Linked DNA regions of Homo sapiens: region 2 is linked to region 1. The links are chromatin contacts, found by Hi-C in ENCODE. All regions are on one chromosome and are shown on one strand. Each heading gives the region's core, a stretch centred on a gene start or an enhancer-like site at or near the end of the contact. The rest is flanking DNA. Distances are from core to core; before and after follow the strand shown. Region 1 has its middle 26 kb from the start of PLCH2. Region 2 holds the start of MMEL1-AS1 (MMEL1 antisense RNA 1).

Region 1 (3,172 bases), core at 556-3,055:
CCGAGAGCCCCCAGCCCACCCATGGCGCAGACTCCCACAGGGCTGCCCTCCACGGTGATAGGACATGTTGGTGGGTCGCGGCTCTCTGGCCTCACGGTGGCCCTTGGAGCCAGTTCCTGGGGCTGGAGTAGAGGGGCTTCCTCCAGAAGCCCTACTGGGGCTGCCAGGGGTTAGCTGGGCAGCACTGATCAGTCCAGAGGGGCGGCACTGATCTGTACAGCCCAGAAACGCACCTCCATCAGCCACATTCTCCGCGACAATCTCTGCCTGTCACTGCTAGTGGCATCCCTCGGAGACGCTACTGCGTATGATCTTCGGGGGCCGGGGAGGCACACACATCTCTGGCCCCAGACCCCACAATCGGGACACGAGGCAAGCCCACCACCGCCTGCCTTGGCTGGGAGGGGGAGGGCCCTGGGGAGTGGAGAAGCGCCCGGCACCTTGTTGACGTGGACACCAGCAACAGGCCTCCCTCCTGGAGCGCACTCGGCCCAGCTGCTGGCCTGGACCCCAGGCCCTGCCCCAAATTGCACCTCAAGTCCTATTTCCAGACAGCGTGTGCTGGGTGGCCGAGCCACAGCCCCTATGGCAGGGCCAGGGCCAGGGCTGTGTCCTGGGAGCCGACATCCCTAGCACAGGCGGGGGTCCCACTGCCGAGCTGTCCCTCCTTCTCTACAAGTCACCTGCTCACCCTCACAACCACTGTCACCCCCTTTTCACAGATGAGGAAACTGAGACCCAGAGACACAGGTATGTCCCCAAAACCCACAGTCCAGCAACTGGTGGGCGGACAGGTGGGGATTTGAGCCCAGGCTGGGGTCCCACGTGCTTGGCCTTGAACGCGCCTGGTCCAAGGGTCTGGAACCTGGGATGCAACAGTCAGCAGGCGGGGAGCGGGGGGTAGGCGGGGAGCGGGGGGCAGGCGGGGAGCGGGGGGGCAGGCGGGGAGAGGGGGGTAGGCGGGGAGCAGGGGGGCAGACAGGGAGCGGGGGGCAGGGGGGGAGTTGGAGTTGGAGGGCAGGCCGAGTGGGGGGCAGGTGGGGAGTGAGGGGGAAGGTGGGGAGTTAGGGGGCAGGTGGGGAATTGGGGGGCAAGCGGGGAGTGGGGCCAGGCAGGGAGTTGGGGGCAGGCTGTATAGGGCGCAGGCTGAATAGGGAGGCAGGCCGAGTTGGGGGCACTTGGTAACGAGCTCCTTTTCTGTGTTCTGAATGCCGCGGGAAACATCCCAGACGGCCCAGCCCATCTTCACTTCATGTAGAGCAGAGGCTCTGAAAAGTGGGGCACGTCCTGGTGAGCTAACGAGGCACCCAGAGGACCGGCCGCCTGTGCTGGAGGCCCACGGGGAGGGAGGGAATGGCTGGGTGTTTGAACCAGCTCTCGAAGGATCACATTTTGCAGACAAAAACCAAACTCCCTCCTGGGAGGAGGTGCCCGATATCTGCCCCCCCGTCGAGGCCCAGCCAAGAAGGGGACAGCAACGGATGAAGCCACCTCTGCCCAGGGTGCCTGTTCCTGGACAAGCCTCAGGGGACGGGCCCAGCTGGGAGGGGCCGGGGCTCCTTGAGGTGGCTCAGGAGACCCCAGGGGAGCCAGGGAGACACTGTATGCAGAGAAACAGCTTCATTCACCCACTTCCCCAGGGCTGAGCTTGGCGGCGGCAGCCCAGTCCGAGGCCAGCCTCCCACTTATGCATCAAAGACAACTGCAGCTACAGCTGCAACTCAGTTCTGAGGGCTGTTGGTTCCCCAGAGAATGACTGAGTTCCAGGGAGCGTCACGGAGCAGGGGCAGGACGGGGCGAGGCTGGGGCAGCCACTGTCCCTGAGAGGTGGCTAGGCAGAGCTTACAGGCAGCCACACAGCCCTGCCCATAACATACTACTGCTGGCTCATCTCAGCAGTGAGTCCATTGCCCAAGGCCACACAGTTGCAGATTTGGGATCCAAGTCTGCCCAGCTCCAGAGCCATGTCCTCCACCCCAGTGACACCACCTGGGCAGAGCTGCCCCACCCAGGCCAGGCAGAGGCTGCTGCAGACCTGGTCCCCCACCTCACCTGACACCACTCCCTCAAGTGTGGGCCTTGACACCCTGGTTTGCTGGTTGGTTGGTTGGTTGGTTGGTTGGTTGGTTGGTTTTGTTGAGACAGAGTCTCACTATGTCACCCAGGCTGGAGTGCAGTAGCACCATCTCAGCTCACTGCAACCTCTGCCACCTCCCAGGTTCAAGCGATTCTCCTGCCTCAGCCTCCCAAGTAGCTGGGATTGCAGGTGCTTGCCACCACACACAGATAAATTTTTGTATTTTGAGTAGAGACAGGGTTTCACCATGTTGCCCAGGCTGGTCTCGAACTCCTGATCTCAGGTGATCCACCCGCCTCAGCCTCCCAAAGTGCTGGGATTACAGGCATGAGCCACCGTGGCTGGCCAGACGCCCCAGTTTAAAACATGTATTTCTACTGAAATAGCTCCAACCTCTGGGTGGTGGGGGGCGGGGGGTGGGGGTGCTGAATCTGCATTTTCCTCCGTCCAGGGGGATGTGAAGCTGCTACAGCTCCGACCAGGACTCCCAGACCCATCTGAGCCTCCTCAGAGCAGCTGGTGGGGCCTGGAGCCTGCAGAGCCACTGATCCTGGGATGCGTTCCAGGGCCCAAGCCCACGGCCCTTTCCCCGCGCCAGCAAAGGAGCCACGTACAACAGTTTGACGAAACGAGCATTCTGGAGGCCCCAGGTGCCTTCCGGGGCAGCAGTGATGTGACTTGTGGTTGGGAACCAGGAGCAGCCGCTCCCTAAGAATGGAGTGAGGCCCGTCCAGGCCTCCAGTACCCCTCTTGGTCACCTGTGGAGCCAGGACCCCACCCAGGGAGAGACTGGATGGTGGGGAGCCAGGAGGCTGCACCAGGGGGGATGGTGGGGAGCCAGGAGGCTGCGCCAGGGGGCCTGTGGGACCTCAGCAGCGTGAGCTCCAGGGCCTGCCTCGGGCGGGGGTGCTGGGGTGGAGCACACGGCCACAGTAGGGGGCTGAAGGGCGACCCCCGACAGAAAACACATCCGCATCCCAGAGCCTGTGAATTTGGCCTTATTTGGAAAAAGGGTCTCTGAGGGCGTGCTCAGTGAAAGGCCTGCGCCGAGGAGATCGTCCCGAATGACCCAGGCAGGCCCCAGATCCTACAGGA
Region 2 (3,003 bases), core at 493-2,992, 180 kb before region 1:
ACGCACACACGTGCACACACACACATGCACACACCAGAGCGCACACACACGTTCACGCTCATGCAGTCATGCACATGCACACACCAGAACATGTGCACACGTGTGTGTACACGATCATACATCAGAACATATGCACACACGCACAGTCATACACATGCACACGCCCAACTACATGCACACACTCATTTGCACACATGTGTACACTCAGGTTCACACTCCCACACATACACGCACACTGGAGCACGCAGACTTGGGAGCCTCCTGAGTCCAGTGTCCTGTGCCCCAACCCTTCCTGCCCAGCTCCCTGTCCTGCCTACAGCAGCAGCCTGTGCCCAGCCGTGTGTGTCTTCAAGTGCTGCCCACTGCCCTGCTGGCTCCAGAAGGTGTCCCCTCCATAGTAACAGGGTCAGGGGACGACCAGAGCTGCACACCAGCCAGGTGGCTGCCAGGGTTGAGACTCAAGCCTGCCTGGCCCTGCAGATCCCTTCCTGGCCCACGTAGTCACCGCCTGTGTGGGTACCTACTGTTCTGGTGTCGCCCATCACTGGCTTCTGGGCTTCAACAGGAAAGGTGGGCTGGGAGCCCAGAAGCCCAAGTGGCCTCCCCGACAGCGTCCCTGACCTAGCGCTCAGGCCCACAGCTCCAAGACAACCAGCATGAGCAGCCCAGGGGGGGGGCTCCACTACAGGAGTCCCTTGACAGCACAGGAGCTGAGCCTCCTGGGTCCAGCTTGCGACCCCAAGCTGGGAGCATCCCAGTCCTAGAACCTCCATGCACTCAGAGATTCCGGCCCAGGGGTAGTGTGGAAAGTCCCGGGACCCAGTCACCCAGGGTTGTGAGCTTGGAGAGGGAGACGGGAAGAGTGTTCCAAAGGCACCCAGCGCCCGCTCCCAGCCAGCATCCGGCCCTTCCAGCCTCGGGCCGGGCTCGGGGAGCTCCACGCCCCTCTCCCCTCTCCCCTGCCCTGGGCCTGCAGGTTCCTCCGCGGTGCTCTCCCGTCCAGAGCCCTGCTGATGGGGAAGTCCGAAGGCCCAGTGGGGATGGTGGAGAGCGCCGGCCGTGCAGGGCAGAAGCGCCCGGGGTTCCTGGAGGGGGGGCTGCTGCTGCTGCTGCTGCTGGTGACCGCTGCCCTGGTGGCCTTGGGTGTCCTCTACGCCGACCGCAGAGGTGAGTGCGGGTGCCCCGCCCCCGCCTGTCCCCGTGCCCGCTCTCCGCGCTCGCCCCGCTGCACCTGCTGCAGGGTCCGCCTGCCCCCAGCCCGAGCCCGCCCGTCAGATGGGGCAGGTGGGTCTGCACTGGGCACCCAGGGGCTCCCGGGGCCGAGCTGCGGACTCAGAGGCGGCGGGAGGGGCACTGACCTGCAGGGAGCCCGCGGTCCCTTCCAGAAAGCTCTGCCCCGGCCCCGACTCCCGCGCGCTGCTTCTGCAGCTCCGCACCCGCCCGCCTCCGCCTCCGCCTCCGCCTCCGCCGGACTCCCGGAGGGTGGGGGGCGCAGACCCGTCGCCCGCCCCTCCGCCCACCCCCTCCCTGCCTGGCCGCGCAGCCCCGGCTGGGGACCACCGGCGTCCGTGTCCCTCCCGCCGCCCGGGCTCACCTGGCTGCCTCACTCCCCCGCTGCCATCCTGCGGAGAGACCTGAGGGTCCTGCCGCCCCCGCCCCGCTCAAGGCCGGGTCAGGTCACGGGACCACGGCGGGAAGGGGCCAGTCTGGGGTCCCACGGAGACAAAGGCGTGGCCAGGGCTGCTCGCTGGAACCTCGGGCTGTCCCGGGAACACTCCCCCCGCCCCCGGCTGTCCCGGGAACACTCCCCCCGCCCCCACGCCGGCCCCTCCCTTGATCTCCCCTCTTGGTTCAGGGGCTCCCAGGCACCCGTAGACCTGGTCACCTTCCAGCCGCCCCTGCCAGCCCCTCCGCAGGCACAGCCCTGGTCCCTCTGAGACCGGGCAGCGCGCACACATCGGGGAGCAATGCTCACCCCCGGGGCAGGTGCGTAGGGCGCTCCCACCGTGGCAGGCACCGGACTCAGAGCTCATGGCGGACCTCGCACCCCAGGTCCAACAATGGGGCGCCTCAGCCTGTGTTACTAGAATGCCCCCTCATGTCTGGAGCCCTGCGCACTGCCTGGGACCATCCCTCCACCCCTGCGGGAGGCTGTGTCTGTGAAGCAGAAGTGGGTGCTGCCTGTGGATGTGCAGGGCGTCCCGGCCCGGGGCTGCATGGCTGGCCACTGTACAGTGTGGCTGCTGCCCAGACCGCAGCCCCTGGCCCTCTAGGGTCTCCCCTGGGACAGAGGGGTCCTGCGACCTCCATGGGCGGTGGGCAGTGGGGGAGGGAAAGGCTCACTCACACTGAGGAACCCAGAGCCCAAGGGAAGCTCTGTTCAGAGCCTGCTGGGCTCAAAACACCTGCTTTCCAGGCTTTCATAAAACAAGGCTGACCCCACACACACCCCCAGCTGTGGGGTAGGAGGAGGCCTCTCTTCTTCTGGGTCGTGCCAAAGGGCCTGAGCCCACCCATCCCAGAGAGACCCTCCCTGCCCAGCCAGGTGCCTCGGGAGTGCCCCACGGTGCCATGGATCTCAGCAAAGCCTGCCTCCACCCACTCCAGTGTGGAAACGGGCCCTGGACCCCCTCCCTCCAGGGCGGCAGAGCCCTCTGTTCCCCGTCAAGACCCCCCACCAGGAATGACCCCACAGCTGACCTTGGCCTCAGTCCAGGATTGTTTGTGGAAGGTTTTCTAAGCAGTTATTATCATTTATTTCTGTGTATTTTCTCATTTCCATTATGACTTTTTCATTGACTTATAAGTCATTTAGAAATTTTTTTAATTTCCAGACATGAGTTTTTAGTTACTTTTTTAAAATTATTGATTTCTAACTTAACTGTGTTGTCAGAAACCATGGTTTATGCCATTATTTATGTGGTTCTTTCTTTGATATTTGCTGGGCTTGCTTTGGGGCTAACACTTGATCGATTTTATAAATAAGCCCTGTGTGCTGCGGAA

Evidence for each region. A loop is a pair of places that touch in the nucleus more often than their neighbours do.
Region 2: a map of HAP-1 shows a loop between it and region 1 (2.3-fold over the local background). The contact joins the promoter of MMEL1-AS1 here to the enhancer-like site in region 1. A Hi-C loop is called at or near these places in 4 of 168 maps with a recorded cell type or tissue (HAP-1, heart right ventricle and stomach).

The regions. Positions count from the first base shown.
Region 1 is chr1:2,448,461-2,451,632 of GRCh38, reverse strand. It overlaps a transcript of PLCH2 not described here. Among named protein-coding and RNA genes, the nearest start is that of PLCH2, 26 kb to the left of the region's middle. RefSeq lists an enhancer at 1-6. Within about 2 kb of position 1,805, at least 3 of the 41 ENCODE cell types and tissues checked have a DNase peak (open chromatin) inside an H3K27ac peak, as active enhancers do.
Region 2 is chr1:2,627,495-2,630,497 of GRCh38, reverse strand. MMEL1-AS1 (MMEL1 antisense RNA 1) reads right to left here and starts at 1,742. Exons shown (of 3, transcript NR_183343.1): 1 at 1,595-1,742. It overlaps MMEL1 (membrane metalloendopeptidase like 1), which reads left to right. Exons shown (of 24, transcript NM_033467.4): 2 at 977-1,167. The coding sequence starts at 1,014. RefSeq lists a silencer at 934-1,228.